3 separate regions of the Homo sapiens genome follow, and all the other regions are linked to region 3. Evidence: read pairs that join two places in POLR2A ChIA-PET (ENCODE). Cell type or tissue: CD4-positive, alpha-beta T cell. All regions are shown on one strand. Links, peaks and the distances in the headings refer to the core of each region. The heading gives the core; the rest is flanking DNA.

Region 1 (6,005 bases), core at 1,017-3,516, 56 kb before region 3:
TGATCTGCCGAAGATGAGGGCAGAACAAAGAATGTACTGGAACTCTCTTTGCAGGGCTGCTGCTCCCAGCAGGCCTTCGGGCTCTGCGGAGCCGGAGGGGGCTGAATTGCCTTCCGGGTGTTTGTGGCCAGGCCAGGGTCGGGTCTCCTGCCTGAGTGGGCTGGGTCAGCGCCACTCTCCTACCCATGGTGGGAGGTGGGAGAGGGCGGAGATGTTCCCGGGTCCCAAACCAAGTGGGAGGCAGGGCTGCAGCTTTCTCCTTGGAAGCCTCCTGTGACAGCGGCTGTGCCTGAGCCTCTGGCCTGTCGGCAGTGCAGTGGCAGCATGAGGGGCAGACAGTCTTCCTCCAGATGCCCCCTCATGTCACGGGGTTACAGAGGAAGCCTCCGCTTCTGTCCAGTGGCTGTCGGGCCCGGCCAGCTTCCTGCTGCTGTATCTTGGAAGACCATGTGGGCTGCATGGGTGCTTGGCGAGTCTCCTCTTAGGGACCCTGGGGCTGCTATCCTTGACAGGGGACCTTGTCTCACCTCCCCACTCGGTCCCACACTGGCTTTGTGACCTTGGACGAGTTGCTTAACCTCTCTGCCTCAGTGTAAACTGGGGACTACTGTTTATTGATCTTGGACTTTATGTTTTGAGTGGTACAGGTGGGGCACAGATGGGTCATTGTGCTGCTGGGAGCACTTAGCCAAGACTGGAGCCTCTGAGCCTTCCCCACTCCCACCCCTCTTTCTTCTTTCCGGTCGGCTCGCCTCCTTCCTCGGGTTCTCTGATAGCTGTAGGACTCCATTGGACTACATTTTTTTGTCAGTATAGACAGCTGTCAGAGACGGAGACAAAATGTGGCAGTTGGAGCTGCCGCTTGGCCTGCTGCCTGGGACGCGGCCCCTTGTCCCGCAGAACGTCAGCCAAGCGCTTTCCGTGCAGGCTGATAACAGGGTGGTGCCGTGCTTCCCTTGGGCCGTGGCAGGATCCTGCTCCAAGGGGGGGTCCTGCTCCGAGGGGGCCGGGGTTTCTGTTCCAACAGGGCTGGTGGGGGGGGTCCTGTTCCCAGAGGTCCGGGATCCTGTTCTGAGGGGGCCAGGGTCCTGTTCTGGGCCGGGGGTCCTGCTCCGAGGGGGCCGGGCGTCCTGTTCCTAGGGGCGGTGGGCTGCCTGTGTGAGAGCTGTTCTTCACCTGCCACGTGCAGTCTGGGCATTCTGGTGACTGGAGAATTTGGGTTGTGTTACAGTGTTGTTGCTCTGTCCTGCAGATGCCTGAATTCCCAGGGGTCTTGCAGGTCCCCTTGCCCTTGCGCTGTGTGGGCTGGCGTGGGTCTCAGTGGGCTGTGGGTTGAGGGTCGCTTGGTTGGGAAGCTCTGCGCGCTTCCCAGTGGAGGGTCCGCGACGGGGGTTTTCTGATCCCTCATGCTGGCTTTTGACCCGTGTCACTGCAAGGCTGCCCCTGGCCCCAGGCAGCGTTTCTTCAGGCAGGTGCCCAGCCAGGTGGTCGGGCTTGAGACCTTTGAGTCTCGAGGTCTGTTCTGGGGAATGACTGAGCTTGTGGAGGCCAGGAAGGGGTTGCTGGGCTTGGAGAGCCTCTGGGGAGGAGTTGTGTTTTGCTCTTTGCTGTTTTAAGCTGAAATGATCACAGGAAGGGACAGCATCAAGAGTTTCTTTCTGGGACACCCCTCACTCAGCTCAGCGGCCGTGTGTGGGTTTGGGGCTGTGCTCTCCCAGACACCCTCAGGTCCGGGGAGCACTTCGGGGGCTATCTGTCCCTTTGTCCACCAGCTTCCTTTGGAAAAAGTGTTTGCTGCAAGTGTTTTTCTCCAGCTTTTCGTGGGGTTCCCTGTAGTCTTGGGCCATGCTCTGGGGTCAGGCTCCCGGCAGGCCCTGGTCCCCGTGCAGAAGGCCAGGGTCTGCGGGTTTGGGCTGGTCTGCCCCCCAGGTGAGGGTTCCGGAAAGACGGCCGGCTGCTGAGTCTTCTCAAGCAGGGGAAACAGCAGCTCGAGAGTGGTTCTTGACCTCTGCCCACCCCAGCTGGCTGTGCACGGACTGGGGAGGGCATGGGCAGCTGCCCCCAGGTGGCTTCTGCAGGGAGCAGAGCTTAGTGGTCATTTTCCCGGCATGGTCTGTCATCCGTCTGTCTGGGACCCCTCTGGGAGCTGGGCTGGGTCCCTCGCCTTCTGGGGCAGCAGGGTCACGGTGGGGGGGCTAGTCCTCTCTTTCAGCATCTTGTTTCTCAGCCGTCCCTGCGGCTATTTGTGCAATGTCTGTCTGTCTGAGTCTCCGGGTGAGGGCAGACAGGATATGGTGCGAGGAAGTCTGGGGTAAGTGTGAGCCGAACCCCGCCCTGGAGTCTCTCGGGGTTGTGGGGCCACAGCCCCAGCTTAGGTTAGGCCTTCACTGCTGCTGGCAGGGCCTCCAGAGAGAAGGCGGTGGTTCCGGGGCCTGGGCCCTGACTGTCTGGCAGGAGGTGTCCACGCCGGCGGCCCGGCTCTCTGTGGCAATAATGTGTCTCTTTCTAAGGATTGCGAAAGTTGAGGGAGGATTTCTCCACTGGAAGAATTATGCAAGCTTCAACTGAAATGTTTTTAAAAAGTTTCTTTGTTTTGAGTCAAAATACAGAAGGTGAATTATTTCCCTAATATCTGGGAGAGCTGGAAAAGAAGGCCCCTGTCCTTATTCTTCAGGGCTCTTCCCCTCCTGAGCAGTGGTCACCAGGCCAGGGTGTCATGGAGGGGGGGCTGCCTGGGGACCAGCTCTTTACACCTGGCCTCCAGAGCGGGTGGTAGGGCGGCTCCTTCCTGCCCTGCCCTGGCTGTCACCCTCGTGGTCTGGAGCAGGGTTTTTTTTTGTTGTTATTTTTTTTTTTTTTTGAGACAGGGTCTGTTTCTGTTGCCCAGGCTGGAGTGCAGTGGTGCGATCTTGGCTCACTGCAGCCTCCGTCTCCTGGGTTCAAGCGATTCTCCTGCCCCAGCCTCCTGGTAGCTGGGATTACAGATGTGTGCCACCACACCCAAGTAATTTTTTTGTATTTTTAGTAGAGATGGGGTTTCACCATGTTGGCCAGCCTGGTCTCGAACTCCTGACCTCAAGTTATCTGCCCACCTTGGCCTCCCAGAGTGCTGGGATTACAGGCATAAGCCACTGTGCCTGGCCCCTGGAGTGGGTTCTGCCACGGAAGGCATCCCCGGGGTCTGCGGGCTGGAGGGGTCGCCCCCACTGTGCCACCTGTTCTCTCGAGGCCTGGTTGCCCTCTGCAGACCAGGTGCCATGCCAGGTGACCCTCAGGAAGCTCTGGCTCACCCCGGGGGCTGGGGGGCATGATAAGCGATAGCTCTTAGGTGCTGCTGCTTTGTGAATATGAGAGAGTTCCAGAAGGGCCCCGCTTCCCAGAGCCTGCATGTTGGTTTCACTGTGTGGTACTTGATATTTTTCCAGGCTGCCTTGCTGGGGTGGCCTCGATGGGGGGCCCAGGGAGCCTCCAGCTCTGGGGACATGCTGCCACATGAGCCTGCTTATTTACGAAAATGAAGAACCAGGACTTGAGTGTGAATTTTAAATGAGATTGTGGGGACAATAGTAAAATCCAGACTAGGACCAGATGGACTGAGCACCTGCGTTGGCCATGGCCCGGAGGTGGCGTGGTGGTGCCTGGCGCCTGTGGCCCTCAGCATGTGTCCTGCCGGCCGCCTAGTAGGCCTTCGCTTGAAGTGCTTATTCCTTTGAGTAATGCTCCTGTCTTTTGTTTGGGGGGAAACAGATAAAGGGGGCTTTGAGAGGCGTCTCGGCGTGATCCTGGGAAACGGCCGAGATTCTGTTCGGTGCTTGGTGTTCGTGTCTTCTCTGATTTTACCTTTTTGACTCATAAAGATGGAAGGAGTGCTCTGCCTCGGTGCCTCTGCAGCTGCAGATGCTGAATCGGGGCGTTTAGGCCTGCCTCTTGGGCTGGCACACCTGGCGGCCTTGGTCAGGCCTTCTTGGGCTGCCTCTGCTGGGGTGCTTGTCTCACTGGCCGTGGGGGTTGTTGCCTGTGTGGTTGTGTTGCTGGCTTCAGGGGCTAGGGTTAGGGACGCCTGGTCACGTCTGGGTCCCCAGTTTGGGGGCCAGATTCAATAACTCACTGAATGACTCAGTGGAACTCTGCAGGCACTGGCAGTCAAGGTTTATTGGCAGGTCCATTCTTTGGCTAGAAGGAGAATGCTGTTTCTTTTCTCACTGTTTCACCATTTTTTTTTTTGAGATGGAGTCTTGCTCTGTTGCCCAGGCTGGAGTGCAGTGGCGTGATCTCGGCTCACTGCAACCTCAGCCTCCCGGGTTCAAGCAATTCCCCTGCCTCAGCCTCCTGAGCAGCTGGGACTACAGGTGCGTGCCACCACGCCTGGCTAATTTTTTGTATTTTAGTAGAGACGGGGTTTTACCATGTTGGCCAGGATGGTCTCCATCTCCTGACCTCTTGATCTGCCCACCTCGGCCTCCCAAAGTGTTGGGATTACAGGCATGAGCCATTGCGCCTGGCCATTGTTCCACCTTTGGAAGAAATTGGTTCACCGTCTTCTGACCTGGGGGGCGCTTCTACCCTGGTTCCATATTGAGGGCTGGGAAGTTGCTGGAATATTATTACCCTTGGCTGGTGAGGCTGAGTGCTGATGCTCCTCCCAGCTCTCAGCCCTGCCTGGACCAACTGCGGCTTCTGCTGGAACGTCGGCGGCTGACTTAGAAAGAAACAGCTCCTGTTCTAGGCTTCCTGCAGGTCCCACGGTGCTGCTTGTTTCAGAGAAACGCAGCTCAGGCTGGCGGCCTCAGGTGGGCATGGGTGGCAGGGGATGCCATCACCCAAATCAGGGATCTTTCTCTGTCCTGAGGGTTCCACCCCAGGACCCAGGGCACTAACTGGGTTCTTGTGTGGCCCTTCCCGACCAGACCTGACCCCTGAGCTGCGTGTGTGAGGTGATGGTGACTCCACGACAGCTTGTGTGCCGTTATGGGGGCACCTGAGGACTGGCTGACCTCACCGGGAAGTGCGTCAGGAGTGGGTGAGGGGTGGTGGGAGGGCAGGGAGCGCCCAGCAGGTGTCCAGCGGTGCTGGCGCTGCCTCTGTCTCTCTGTCCACGCCCTGTGTGTATCTGGAGTGGCTTAGGTGCTCCCTGCGGTGCTCCTGGCTGCTGTGGTTCCTGAAGGCTGCGGCTGTGCCGGTGGTTTCCTTTGATGTCAGTCTTCTTCTACAGGGGAAACCATGTTGCCAGGAGAGCCAGGTGTCCGCTAATTACGTTGTGTTGTTCTGCCCAGGAGTGAACCTGTAAGTGATGAGAATAAGAAGCGGCTGTCAGCCTGCAGACCCGCCCTCACCCTGTCCTGGTTGGGGTGCTGCCTGCTGGGAACCCCTGGTCCAGCTGTTGAGAGGAGGCTGACTGGGGGCACAGTTGTTGCAGAGTCTGATGCAGGCTTTCTCTGCCGGGAAAGTAACATGGAAACATTGTTGCTTTTACTATGGAGCAGATGTATCTTTGCCCAGAAACAGAAATGCTCTTGGTTTCTTTTTTTGGAAATAAGGCCCATAGGCTGGGTCCTTCTTGCCCTGTTGAGGGAACGTGTCTGTCCTTAGCGTGGAGGCCAGTCTGGCCGGGTGCTGAGCTCGTCCTGCAGAACACGCGTGAACGCCTCATCCCTGAGGGCCCCGGGAGGCTGGCGCCCTCTGTGGGAGGTCTGAGGTTGGCCCATTTGACCCTATCCAGGACGGGTTACTTAAGGAGTCCAACGGGCCTTGAGAGGCTGATCACCCTCGTGTGGCGGGCGTCTCTCCCCGGTGCCCTCCCGCCTGGTGCTGTCAAGGGCTTCTCTGTGCCAGGCGCTGGGCTGTGGCAGCCCCAGGTCCCCGCCTGGTGTGGCTGCCCACGGTCCAGGCAGCTCCAGGGTGGGCATCCTTGGCTCCCTCCCTCACCAGCTGGCCCTGGGAGGTCTGTCTGAGAGGAGTTAGGCCTCATTGTCCGTGCTCAGAGAACCCGAGCCTTCCTTAGGAAG
Region 2 (6,005 bases), core at 1,017-3,516, 480 kb before region 3:
CCCTGTCTCTATTAAAAATACAAAAATTAGCCGGGCATGGTAGTGCGTCTCTGTAATCCCAGCTACTCGGGAGGCTGAGGCAGAAGAATCGCTTGAACCTAGGAAGCGGAGGTTACAGTGAGCCACAATCATGCCACTGGACACCAGCCTGGGCAACAGAGTGAGACTCTGTTTCAAGAAAGAAAGAAAGAAAGGAAAGGAAGGCTCTAAATGTCAGACCAACTTCAAAGCATGAACAAAAACACTGTCACAGACCACAGTTGAGAGTGGAGATGCCTGGCCCCAACCGAATGCAGGCCACATCACCCCTGGCACCCATTCCCTTTGTCAGCTGAGACAGGCTGACATCATTTCATAAGTGTTTCTGTTTGGTTTCATTACAAATCAAATTAGAGGCTCATGTCTTTAATCCCAACACTTTGGGAGGCCAAGGTAGGTGGATCACAGGAGTTTGAGACCAGCATGGCCTCATGCTAGCATGGTAAAATCCCGTCTCCACTACAAAAACACAAAAAAATAGCTGGGTATGGTAGTGCATGCCTGTAATCCTAGCTACTCAGGAGGCTGAGGTGGGAAAACTGCTTGAACCCAGGAGGCGGGGGTTGCAGTGAGCCAAGATTGCGCCACTGCACTCTAGCCTGGGCAACAGAGCGAGATCCTGACTGAAAAAAAAAAAAAAAAAAAAAAAAAAAAAACAAACAGAAAGAACAAACCACTTTTAGACATTCCAAATTCATGAAACATTTCTCACCCAAAATACCCCATGAAATTTCCCAGACTGAGCTAAAATTGGAATCAAGGTCTCCTAGAAACCAAAGGAGGCGTTCCCTCCTCACCTGCTTGGTAAACAACAGCACCACTGCGCATGGTCCGGGAGCAGAGACCAGTAACTATCACGAATTTTTTCTTTTTTTCTTTTTTTTTTTTGAGACGGAGTCTCGCTCCGTGGCCCAGGCTGCAGTGCAGTGGCGCCATCTCGGCTCACTGCAAGCTCCGCCTCCGGGGTTCATGCCATTCTCCTGCCCCAGTCTCCCGAGTAGCTGGGACTACAGGCGCCCACCATCACGCCCAGCTAATTCTTTTTGTATTTTTAGCAGAGACAGGGTCTCACCATGTTAGCCAGGATGGTCTCGATCTCCTGACCTCGTGATCTGCCCACCTCAGCCTCCCAAAGTGCTGGGATTACAGGCGGGAGCCACCACGCCCGGCCTCTTTTTTTTGTTTTTGAGATGGAGTTTTGCTTTTGTTGCCCAGGCTGGAGTGCAATGGTGCGTCGGCTCACCGCAACCTCCACTTCCCAGATTTGAGCAATTTTCCTGCCTCAGCCTCCAAAGTAGCTGGGATTACAGACACGCGCCACCACAGCCAGCTAATTTTGTATTTTTAGTAGAGACGGGGTTTCTCCACGTTAATCAGGCTGGTCTCGAACTCCCGACCCTCAGGTGATCCGCCCACCTCGGCCTCCCAACGTTTTGGTATTACAAGCGTTGAGCCACTGCGCCCGACCATGAATTTTTTCATAACTATTTCCTTGCTCTGGCAACTGTGCTCAGTTCGGAATCCACATGTTGAAAAGGAGCTCCATACTACAAAGGAGAATATGAATAAGGAGCAAAAGAATTTCACCTTAGCAGGCAAGTAAGGTGGGTGAAAGGTAACTCCTGGGAACCACAGTTGCTTATGAGAGGTCCTAAGGAACCCTGTAGCACAGAATGCTGTTTTCAAGGAAGAGCAAGAAGGTTCCACTGTTTGATGCAGGGATATCTGTCAGTACGGTAAATGATAGTATAAGGATTTTTAATTTTAAAGTTTCTATCAAACGCAAGGTTTTTTGTTTGTTTGTTTTTGTTTGTTTGTTTGTTTGAGACAGAGTCTCGCTCTGTCACCCAGGCTGGAGTGCAGTGGTGTGATCTCAGCTCACTGCAACCTCTATCTCCTGGGTTCAAGTGATTCTCATGCCTCAGCCTCCCAAGTAGCTGGGATTACAGGTACGTGCCACCACACCTGGCTAATTTTTGTATTTTTAGTAGAGATGGGGTTTCCCCATGTTACCCAGGCTGGTCTCCAACTCCTGGCCTCAAGTGATCCGCCCACCTTGGCCTCCCAAAGTGTTGGGATTACAGACATAAGCCACAGCGCCTCAAAACACAGGTTTTAACTATTTCAGCTGTGAACATATGTGGCTTCTTAAAGCTGACCTAAAGCTGGAGTAACGCTCTCTCAAGTTTTGTTGATAACTCTGACACTTTTAATATCAAACTAGATGTTTTGATACAGGTGTCAATGAGTTTAAGAACAAATAAAAACCTTTTCACCTGCACTTTATTACAAAATTTATCACAGAACTAAAAACTAAGTGCAGGCTCCCATCCTATTATTTTTCAGATGCAATTTTTTTTTTTTTTTTTTTTTTGAGAGAGAGTCTCACTCTGTCACCCAGGCTGGAGCTCGCTGCAACCTCTGCCTCCCAGATGCAAGCAATTCTCGTGCGTCAGCCTTCCCATTAGCTGGAATTACAGGTGTGCACCACCATGCCTGGCTACTTTTTTGTATTTTTAGTAGAGACAGGGTTTTGCCATGCTGGTCTCGAACTCCTGAGCTCAATCTGCCTGCCTCGGCTGGGATTACAGGCGTAAGCCACCGCACCCAGCCTTCAGTTGCAATTCTTAAAGCAAACTTCTCAATCCAGGTTGTCATCAACATATTAAACATTTAAAATTATTTCTACGTAATGGTATCATGTTCCCACTCTAGCTTTATTTCTGCCCAGCCCTTCTGAGACTTTCTGTCGAGTATCAGAGCTGATCTAAAGCAGCTCATCCTCCTAGATTAGGAGGATCACCTTTACAGAGGTCTCCCGGTCAGAGAGCTTAATAACTGCTGACTTCCAGAGGGATTAGGGACACGTAAGCTGTCCACTGATCCTCCAGAAGGTGAGAGAAGACATGCCTCCTAGTCCCGGGTCAGGGAGCTGTTGGAAAGCTGGGTTCACGTTGCCTAGTAGTGCCTTTACCTACTCAAAAATCAATTATCTGAGGTGCCACTCACCTAGAACATAGAGGCAAGGGCCAGGAAGCAAGCTAACAGGCTCCAGGACCCTGAAAGTAGCTGTCAAAAATCAAAACACCTAATGCCCTTCATTTTACTCAAAGGAGGGAGGGTGGTGGCTCATGCCTGTAACCCCAGCACTTTGGGAGGCTGAGATAAGAGGATTGGTTAAGTCCAGGAGTTTGAAACCAACATGGGCAACAAAGGGAGACCCTGTCTCCACAAAAAAATATATATATATATTTTTTGAGATGGAGTCTCGCTCTGTCACCCAGGCTGGAGGATCTCGGCTAACTGCAAGCTCTGCCTCCTGGGTTCATGCCATTCTCCTGCCTCAGCCTCCCAAATAGCTGGGACTACAGGCACCTGCCACCGCGCCTGGCTTATTTTTTGTATTTTTAGTTGAGACAGGGTTTCATTGAGTTAGCCAGGATGGTCTCGATCTCCTGACCTCGTGATCCGCCCACCTCAGCCTCCCAAAGTGCTGGGATTACAGGCCTGAGCCACCGCGCCCGGCCCACAAAAAATATTTTTTAAAAATTAGCTGGGCACAGTGATGTGCACCTGTGGTACCAGCTACTCAGGAGGCTGAGGCAGGAGGATTGCTTGAGCACAGCAGTTCAAGGCTTCAGTAAGCTAGGATCGCACCACTGCATTCTAGCCTGGACGACAGAGTGAGACCCAGTCTCAAAAAAAAAAAAAAAAAAAAAAAGTTGCCTTTTAGTACAAATATATTGATAAACATATTACAAATGTACATCTGATACATTAATACATACATACATAACAAGTAATCATTGTGGGCCTTGCATGTAGTTTTCTTTTTTGTTTGTTTTTTTGAGACAGAGTCTCACTCTGTCACCCAGGTTGGAGTGCAGTGGTGCAATCTTGGCTCACTGCAACCTCTGCCTCCTGGGTTCAAGCGATTATCCTGCCTCAGCCTCCTGAGTAGCTGGGATTACAGGCACCCACCATGAAGCCTAGTTAACTTTTGTATTTTTGGCAGAGACAGGGTTTCACCATATTGGGCAGGCTGGTCTCAAACTCCTGACCTCAGGTGATCCACCCGCCTTAGCCTCCCAAAGTGCTGGGATTATAGGCGTGAACCACGGTGCCTGGCCTCTCATGTAGCTTTATTTGTGTTTTGTTTTGTTTTTTGAGGCAGAGTCTCCATCCGTCACCCAGGCGGGAGTGCAATGCGCATGTTTGTGGGTATATATATACATATATATATATTTTTTTTTTTTTTCTTTTTTTGAGATGGAGTCTCACTCTGTTGCCCAGGCTGGAGTGCAGTGGTGTGATCTTGGCTCACTGCAACCTCCAGCTCCTGGGTTCAAGCGATTCTCCCACCTCAGCCTCTTGAGTGCAGCTGAAACTACAGGCACTCGCCACCACACCTGGCTAATTTTTGTATTTTTAGTAGAGATGGGGTTTCACCATGTCAGCCAGGCTGGTCTCGAACTCCTGAAGTCAAGCGATCCACCTGACTTGGCCTCCCAAAGTGCTGGGGTTACAGGTGTGAGCCACCGCGTCTAGCCTCATGTAGTTTTGAAAGACAAACTAGGCCGGGCACAGTGGCTCACCCCTGTAATCCCAGCACTTTGGGAGGCCGAGGCGAGCGGATCACGAGGTCATGAGATCGAGACCACCCTGGCTAACACGGTGAAATCCCGTCTCTACTAAAAAGACAAAAAAAATTAGCCGGGCGTGGTGGCGGGTGCCTGTAGTCCCAGCTACTCGGGAGGCTGAGGCAGGAGAATGGTGTTAACCTGGGAGGCAGAGCTTGCAGTGAGCTAAGACAGCACCATTGCACTCTAGCCTGGGCGACAGTGAGACTCCGTCTCAAAAAAACAGAAAGACAAATTAGTAGTCATTTCTACTGTTTCCGAGTGTCCATAAATCAAACAAACACAGTTAAAGGAATGGTATTCATAGGCCAGACGCAGTGGCTCACGCCTGTAATCCCAGCACTTTGGGAGGCCGAGGTGGGCAGATCATGAGGTCAGGAGATCGAGACCATCCTGGCTAACATGGTGAAACCCTGTCTCTACTAAAAATACAAAAAAATTAGCCAGGCGTGGTGGCAGGCGCCTATAGTCCCAGCTACTCGGGAGGCTGAGGCAGGAGAATGGCGTGAACCTGGGAGGCAGAGCTTGCAGTGAGCCGAGATCGCACCACTGCAGTCCAGGCTGGGTGACAGAGCGAGACTCCGTCTCAAAAAAAAAAACCCAAAAAAACTGGTATTCATAAATTATAGCTTTAAGTCATGAAAAACAAGCAATAACATTTGTTTATGAAGGCAGGAAATATGAAGATTAAAGAAAATATATACCCTCCCCACTCTGTCATGTGGTGGGGGGCAGGAGGAGGGACAGCATTAGGAGAAATACCTATGTAAATGACAAGTTAACAGGTGCAGCAAACCAACATGGCACATGTATTCCTATGTAACAAATCTGCACATTGTGCACATGTACCCTAGAACTTAAAGAAAAAAAAAAAAGCTTGTGGAACAAGGAGATATAGATATACATGTATATATATACACACACATACATACACACACACACACACACACACCCTCCCCCCAAAAAACCTCTTTTGGACCTTAAAGAGGCAAACACTGGCCTATCCAGAAAAAAACGGCTATTTACAACAAGCAATCTCTAGAAGGCTCTGAAAAGCAGAGGTTCTCCATAATATCATTTTGGTTTTCTCATGACTGTGCAATTATACAACAAATGCCATGCACCTAGCACCCTGTCCAAGAACATGGACCAATGTGGCACCCCAGCCTCCCACAGGCCTCACTGAAGACCGCCTTGCTCACAGGGTGGCCATGATTCTGCACTTGGTCCTGTTTTGTCAGCCCTTGCTTTTCTTCCTTCTAATCCTGGGGCTTTCAAGGCACAAAGTGTGTTTGAGACAGACGGAACATAAAGCCTCCCATGCAA
Region 3 (7,751 bases), core at 2,173-4,672:
GGCCGTGCGGGGCTCCAGGGCGCCTGGAGACTGCCATTTTGTGTGGGAAGGTGGAGGCGACTTGGGAATGCGTTTCTTTAGATTTTAAAGATGAGAGAGTGTTGGCCTTGGACAGGAAAAATTCCAATTTGGTGAGAAATGGAAATATCCAATTTTTTTTTTTTTTTTGAGACTGAGTCTGGCTCTGTCGCCCAGGCTGGAGGGCAGTGGCGCGATCTCGGCTCACTGCAAGCTCCGCCTCCCGGGTTCACGCCATTCTCCTGCCTCAGCCTCCCGAGTAGCTGGGACTACAGGTGCCCGCCACCACGCCCAGCTAATTTTTTGTATTTTTAGTAGAGACGGGGTTTCACTGTGTTAGCCAGGATGGATAATGTCCAAATGTTTTATCCAAGTCCAAATAGCAGTGTTGGTGGTAGGTGTGCTCTGCCTGTGGGTGGGGGTGGTCTCTGTCTCAAGGTGGGCTACGAGGGTCTGCCGCAGGGGGGGTGTGGACGGGTCTTGCATGCGTCACCTTCCCTGTGTGGGGCGTGGGGGTGGTCTCCCCCTAGAAGGACAGGGCTTGTGGCAGCCGTGAGATGGATGGATTCCCAGGGATCTCCCCTCACCTTGGGGGATGAGCCCAGGCTCCTTTCTGGGGTCTCCAGTGTGTCCCCGATGGACCAGCTTCCTGCATGGCACCGCCCTCCGGCCCCACCCCGAGCCCTGAGCCCCGCCTTGAGCCCTGGGCGCTCCTGGCCCTGGCCTGGCACTCAAGGGCTGCTTTCAGGGCTGTTTCTCGTCTGTCTTTTTTCTTTTCTTTCTTTTTTTTTTTTCTTCCTTGAGACGGAGTTTCACTCTTGTTGCCCAGGCTGGACTGCAATGGCACGATCTCGGCTCACCCCAACCTCCACCTCCCGGGTTCAAGTGATTCTCCTGCCTCAGCCTCCCAAGTAGCTGGGATCACAGGCGTGTGCCACCACGCCTGGCTAATTTTTGTATTTAGTAGAGATGGGGTTTCTCCACATGGGCCAGGCTGGTCTCGAACTTCTGACCTCAGGTGATCCACCCGCCTCAGCCTCCCAAATAGCTGGGATTACAGGTGTGCACCACCATTCCCAGCTAATTTTTGTATTTTTAGTAGAGACAGGGTTTCTCCACATGGGCCAGGCTGGTCTCTAACTCCTAACCTCAGGTGATCTACCTGACTTGGTCTCCCAAAGTGCTGAGATTACAGGCATGAGCCACTGTGCCCAGCAGGGCTGTTTACTTAAAGGTACATGTTCCGATCCCTGAATTCGGTTTTATTTTGAGGTTAGGAGTGAGAACACGATTGGTTGTCGTCGTTTCCTGTGGGAGTGGCTCTTTTCAGAGGCAGACAGTTGTCTTTGCTCGTGCGTGCACATTTGTTTGCATGCGCGTGAGACCCCCAGGTGGTTTTGCTCTGGGAGTCGTGGGATGTGTTCTCTGCTCCCTTCCCTTGTCCTGAGTGGCCTTGGTTGGCCACAGAGTCAGCTGGCAGTGGCTGTCTGTGGGTCACCTCCACACATGGATGAAACTAGCCTGAGGTGGGCTGTTGTTGGCCTGCTGGCATTTTTGGGGTCATGGCAGTGCCCTCAGGCTGGTGATAGTGGGGGTGGGGACCTTGTCTCAGGTACCAAGTTCGTCTTCATCCTTTGATCCCCTCTTCCAAAAACTACCCCCTCCCCCCGCCACGTGTGTGAGGCCTGCAGTGGTGTGCACAGAAGCCACCCTTGGGCCTGCTGGGTGACAGGTCCCCTCCAGGTGACGGGAGCTGCCTCGCTCTTCCTGCAGGTCCCCGGTGCCGCCTGGTTTTCCCGAATCGCATGCACCTGTCACTGAGCTGTCAGTGTGGTCAGCTTGCTGCACCCACCCGGGAAGTGGAGCTGGGGGAAGGTCATGTTCTGCAGGAGACCTGGTGGCTCAGGCCCTCAGGACCCAGCTGCCCCTCCCCGAGGAGCAGTGGTTGGTGAGAAAGCACACAGAAGGCAGAGGCTAGAGATGCAGCTCCTCTGTTATGTTGAGCCTCTCTAGGCAGGGAGCTCAGAGACCCGGAGGTGGCCCTCCTGCCTCCTCTCTGTCAGGACTTGACACCTGTCTCAGTGGCCATGGCTGTTTGTCTTCATCCCTCTTCGGTGAGGGTGGCAGGCGGCCAGATGCCCATTACAGGCCACCTCTCCTGCCAGCCAGTCTTCGAGGGCTGGTCACCACGTGGCCACTTTGTGAGGCCCCTCCTCTAAGATCAAATGTGGCACTGCAGAGCTACACCAACCCCGAGCCCCGCGCAGGGCAGGGCAGGAGAACCAAGATCGTGGGGGTGGGGGGGTGCAGGGCAGGGCAGGAGAACCAAGATCGGGGTGGGGGTGCAGGGCAGGGCAGGAGAACCAAGATCGTGGGGGTGGGGGGGTGCAGGGCAGGGCAGGAGAACCAAGATCGTGGGGGTGGGGGTGCAGCACAGGTCGTGCTCCCGGGGCTGGCTGTAGCGGCTCTCCCCTCCCCCGAGCCCACCGTGTGCTTCTTGTCCAGCCTTTTGAGATGACCACAGCTCTCAGTTTGGCCCCACAGCAGCATCTGGGTTGACGTCCCTGATGAGGTTTGGAAACAGCAGAGAAGGGGTTGTCCTCTTCCACCAAGAGCCTGGCTGGCCTGGCCTCCCTCTGGGCAGCACCTGGCTGGGCTGACTGGGCAGAGGGAAGGGGTGGCCTGGCCAGGGTGAGCATGGGGTGCTTGCCACTCCACAGAGGGGGTGCAGGAGGCGCCTCCAGGCCACGTTGCTCCAGGACATGCCACCTCCACAGCCCCCTCCTTGGAGTCTTTCCTCAAGGTCTTAGGATGGCTGTTTGTGCCCTAGCACAGAGACCCTTGCCCTCTTGTGTGGCGCCGGGGGTCCCTGTTGGTCAGGGATGTTCCTAGAGTGGGGAGGGAGTCGGTAAGGCAAGGGTGATGTTGGTTGTAAGGGGTGGAGTCCTTGGTCTTAAGAGATCAGGCAGGGCAGCCCTGGGCTGCCCCCGGCAGAGCCTTTGCCCCAGGCAAGTCCCGGGGCTCCTGGGAAGAGGCTACTTCTCAGCCTCTTGAGAGGGCCTCCAGGGCACAGGCAGGGAGCAGCTGTGAGGGTGTGGCTGTGATGGGGACTCTTGACTGCAGTGTGGATGTGAGCTGATTGGGGGTAGGCCAGCCTTCTGTGCGGGACACTTGGGAACTGAGGGGACACAGCCGCCACCCTGCACTGCTCAGCCTGAGCACCTCTCTGGCTGTTTGGTGCTGCACGTGTTTCTGGGCATCTGAGATGAGGCCCCAGGGCCTTTGCTTCCAGACACCAGGGGAGAGAGACCAGCCCCAGAACAACAGTTGGCGGGTGGGCTGGGGTCGTCAGAGCTTCTGACCTCATCAGGGGCTCCCCCAGAGTTTTCTGTGCGCTGCCGTGTGTCTGGGCCAGCGCTGGGGGCAAGCGATGCCTTCTGTGGTTTGAGGTCTTGTAGGCAGGAGGAGGAGGAGGAAGAGGGCACCTGCTGAGATACTTCACTGGTCTGAGGGCCCCTTCTGCCCCAGCTAGCGCTTGGGTGAGGGTTGGGCTTGCGGAGCCGTCCTGTAAAGCCGGGGATGGCAGGACGCATTGTCACCCCCTCCTGCCGCTCTTACGAAACACTCTTAATTGAGTCCGATTCTTGGTGAATCAGCCTTCCAAGAACCGCGACCGCAGCATCCTGTGCCGCTTCTGTGTTCCGCATTTTTCTCTTTCTGCAGCGTTTCCTCTCATTCTGGATGGAAAGGCCTGTTTGTCTCCCTCAATCTTTGGCGAGGGTGGCAGGCAGCCAGGCGGCCATTACGGGCCGCGCCTCCCACCAGCCAGTCGCTGGCAGGAGCGTCCGGGGAGGGAGCAGACCCCGTTCACCCTCACCCCAGAACTGAAGCAGCGAGGGGACCCAGACGAGCTGCGAATGCAGGCGCTGGGGATGCTCATGCCAGCTTGCTGTTCTTGGGAGTCTGTTTATTCTTTTAAGCTATTTCAGCATTTACCTTCAGTAGCATCGGAGGAAAAGAACGATACATTCGCCCCAGTGTGTCCCCTGGGGGACCTCTGGCTAATTTTCGGATTCCGAAAGTGAGGTTTTGCAGGGCTGTGTGGCCACTCCTTTGTGGTCGGCCCCAGTGTCATCAGGCTGGTTTCAAATCTGGGGTCTGTGGTTCGAGGCTGAGTGCAGGGCTCAGGCTGGATGGGGAGGGTGAGAAGAGTGGGGCCAGACTTCCCGGGGTCAGCACACACATCTAGGGTCGTCATGGAGCCCATGGCAGCACTGCCTGGCCATTGGCCCCTGGTGGACGCCTCAGACCGAGGTCCCAGGAGAACCCCAGCAAGGTTGGGGCTGCAGAGGGAGCCCTCCCCGGGACAGCAGCTGGACCAGAACAGAAGCTGGGCCCTCCCCCACCCCCTCAGTCTCTGCAGCCCCCACCCTCCTTCCAGCACCTTCCCCCCTGGATGGATGGGTCTTTGTGTTTTGATGCCCCTTGGCTCTGGCATTGTGGGGGGGCCCCCTGGGGCATGAGGAAGAGGGCCAGTGCCAAGGCCCCGAGGGAGCGCTACTAATTGCTACTCAGTTTCCTTAGAAAGATTTGGCTTTTTGTCATCAACAGCGCTAAAGTAACAGCAAAGATGACCTACTTAAGCGAAAGAAAAATCCGAGTGAACCTTTAAAGCTGGTATTCTCACTTCATTTTGGGGCTTGGGGTTGTCTTGCAGATTCAATCTGTTTCCTCTGTGCCACAATAATCAGAAAATAGGTTAATTTAAGCCCAATATGAAAAGTGAATTATCATGTGTGAAATATTAATGGCACTTACAAAAATAGCTTTATAATTTCTTGAACCGTGAAATCTTCAGAGAAGGCCCATAGCTCACGTGAGCCGATTCTTGAGTGAGGGTATTTGGGGGTGCACCTGGAGGAGACAGCGATGGTCTCAGCAGGGTTTGTCTCTAGAGTGCCTCAGCGCGAGCTTCTGCCAGTCCCCGGAGAGGAGTCCCCACGCCTCCTTGCCCTGCTCAGGGCTGCACGGGAGTTGCCACGTAGGAGAGCACAGCCCACCTTGGGCTTTTGGGGTTCGGGCTTTTGGAGTTTGTCCAGGCTTTGGGGTGGGGCTTTGCCTGTAGAAGCTCTGAGCTGTGCTGCATGGTAGGGTGACCGCAGTGGGCTGCCCTGGGTGCCCCATGAAGGACTGAGCAGTGGGGTGACCCTTCATCTAGCAGACGTTCATCAGGGACCTGCTGTGGGCCAGGCTGGGGTCACACTCAGAACTGACTGCAGCCAGGTGGAGACCCCACCTCGAGAGCTCCTCCTTCCTAGCTGTGTAGCCCACACCCCCTGGGGAGCCGTAGCAGTGTGGGGGCAGCTCTGATGGAGGGGTGTGTACCTGGCCACAGCTGTCTCTGGGCTGTGGTCATCACCCACAGGTCCTTTTCAGATGCGGTGCCCACCTGGGTGTGTGGACATGACCCTTGCCTAAGGGAGGGAGAGAGGAAGGCCTGGTACCAGGCAGTGTCCTCTGCCTGTGCCCCTGCTGGGGAGGACGTGAGGGCCTGTGGCTTTTAGGAACCTTGAGGAGGTGGGGGTGGTCTTCTGACGCCGGCGGGGCTCCTGAAGGTGCAGGAAGGCACAGTTTGTGCAGAGTCCCCTTCGGAGGAAGCAACGCCTGTCCCTGGCGGGGCCGCTGAGCCAAAGGCCGTGTCTCAGTGGCACCCTCTCCCAGCCGAGGATGTCGGCACCATTTGGGCCCGTGGACTTCCTCCAGTCTCTGGGTGGTGGTGAGTGGGGCCTGCTGTTGTCTAGCAGCCACTGTTCTGTGGGGCTTCACTCCTGGGCAGGGTGCACGGGAGAGCAGGGGTTGGCAGGAACCCGGCAAATTTGTCAATAAACCTGAACCTGAAGTCCCACAAGGACGGAGGCTCAGTAGGGCTCGGGCCTGAGCGGGGCAGGCCAGTGTGAGCTGGGGGTTGGGGCAGGCCACTGTGCGGAGCGGGGTTCTGGCCACCACAGGGCTTTTGTTCTGTTGCTTTGGTTGGCGATCGGGACTCACCATGTTAGACCTGAGGTTCGTGGTGGGATCCACCGGCGTGGCCCTGGGTGGCTGCCCTGTGTGCTCAGGGAGCAGTCACGGGCCCTGAGTGGTGTTGCCCGTGGGCCTGGAAGGTCCAGCCGAGGGTTGGGGCCTGCGGATGTCGCTTCTCTGAAGATGAGAAGCCAGGGCGAGGCCCCCCCCCAACATCTGGAAGGTTCTCCTGCGTCGCCCTCTCCTTCCAGGCACATTTGGCCGTCCCCTTTTCTGCGTGTCTGTCCCCACCATCGTGCCCTCTTCTTCTCTGGACTGCGTTTGGATGATTTCTTTGAACGGTTTTTATTCTGGAAAGTTCTGCTCGAGCATCTGGTATCTCCCTGGTGTTTGGGATGTCTCCTTCTCATTCCCCCGTGTCTTGCTTTAAGCTGCGTGTCCTCGTGTTTCCGCTGCCCCTGTTCTTGGGCACTGCGTTGTGTTCTGTCTGGGATCCCCGTGCAAGGCCCCTGGGTCTGGTGGCTGCTGCCCGGCCTCTGGGACCGTCTACCTGTCCCAGCCCCCGTTTCCCCGCTTCTTCAGCTGGCACCTTGAAACTCCGTGCCAGGTGAGCAGGCCTGTGGCTGCAGGTTCCCGGAATCTGTCGTGGGTTCTGGGTTGTCCCTTCCAGTGCAGGCGGTGGTCACCGCGCCACCATGGGGGTCCAGGCAGCAGGATGGTCATGTGATGGGGGCCACTCTGGGCTTTTCATTCTCCTTTCATCTGTGGCCTCGGAGGCTCCCCATGTTTTCTGAGGTGCACAGAACATGGAGGGGTGCTCATCTCATGTCAGATATTGGAAGGATGTCGTGCAGGAAGGTTCGAGGGTCTCGGGGTGGTCCTGAGAAGCCGATGTGATAGGTGCGGCAGCTTCCTCTTCCCCTGAGCGGGGGCTTCCAGAGCCTCCCTCCCACTGGTGCCCATGGGGTTTGAGCCTGATAGCTCCGCAGGATTCAGCTGCTGTGAGTCACAGCCAGGATGGAGAGGTCTAAGGCAGGCCTGATGCCGGGCAGGGCGACATTTCTAGAAAAGGTTTCATCTGGTGATCTGCTAAATGGCATGAAAATCACAAAATTGGCACTCAGTGACCATCAGGCTGGCTGTGTGTGGCTGCTCTCCTCAACAAGCAAATGGCTGCCCCCATCCAGAGCCCCGACTCCCGCTGGCCTCCCCCGTGCGGGGATGTGGGGACCAGGGCAGGCCCCAGAGACCACCTGACCTCTCTGGCAGGAAGAAGACCACGTCGTGCCGTTTCCTCCTCCCTTGAGCCCGTTAGCTGTCTCGGGGAACCGGTAAGCCCAGGGCCACCTTGTCACGTCCTCCACTGAACGTGGGTCCACGTAGATGCCAGCCCCTTGGTCTTGCCCAGAAGTTGTGGGAGGTGCTGGTTGCCAGGGATGGCTATGCATGTTTGTCCCCATGGCAGGGAGGCCTCTGGGGGCCTGGCCCTCCCCCCGCTAGCTGCTTCTCACATTTTTGTCTCCCCGAGAGCCACCTGCTCTCCCAGGGCCCTCAGGCCCCCGTCTGCCAGTCTCCTGGCACCTGGGCTGGGGTCTGCGCCAGGCAACTCCCACAGCAGGGCAGGATCCACCCTCCACGTTATCATTACTGCCATCCCCTGTGCCTGGGTTGGAGGCCACGCCCACCCAGTGGGGCCCCTCTGGAAAGGAGAC

The links. Peaks named below come from ENCODE experiments on the same cell type or tissue, not always from the same donor. Only the 100,000 strongest peaks of a DNase experiment are listed, where the experiment ranks them.
Region 1: POLR2A ChIA-PET joins it to region 3 with 5 read pairs; 12 of 35 experiments call an interaction of 5 or more read pairs at or near these places.
Region 2: POLR2A ChIA-PET joins it to region 3 with 5 read pairs; 2 of 35 experiments call an interaction of 5 or more read pairs at or near these places.

The regions. Positions count from the first base shown.
Region 1 is chr1:2,232,201-2,238,205 of GRCh38, forward strand. The region is part of intron 1 of SKI (SKI proto-oncogene); the gene reads left to right. Among named protein-coding and RNA genes, the nearest start is that of SKI, 6.9 kb to the left of the region's middle. RefSeq lists enhancers at 2,125-2,264, 2,365-2,544, 3,982-4,894, 4,895-5,807. In CD4-positive, alpha-beta T cell, for the core only: no CTCF peak of the experiment used is centred there; DNase peaks (open chromatin) are centred at 1,168, 2,341 and 2,781; H3K4me3 peaks cover 1,871 bases; H3K27ac peaks cover 2,500 bases.
Region 2 is chr1:1,806,799-1,812,803 of GRCh38, forward strand. The region is part of intron 5 of GNB1 (G protein subunit beta 1); the gene reads right to left. Among named protein-coding and RNA genes, the nearest start is that of NADK, 31 kb to the left of the region's middle. In CD4-positive, alpha-beta T cell, for the core only: no CTCF peak of the experiment used is centred there; no DNase peak of the experiment used is centred there.
Region 3 is chr1:2,287,187-2,294,937 of GRCh38, forward strand. All of the region lies in intron 1 of SKI (SKI proto-oncogene), which reads left to right. Among named protein-coding and RNA genes, the nearest start is that of SKI, 63 kb to the left of the region's middle. RefSeq lists enhancers at 4,277-4,326, 5,698-6,608, 6,849-7,349. In CD4-positive, alpha-beta T cell, for the core only: no CTCF peak of the experiment used is centred there; a DNase peak (open chromatin) is centred at 3,635; H3K4me3 peaks cover 1,744 bases; H3K27ac peaks cover 1,445 bases.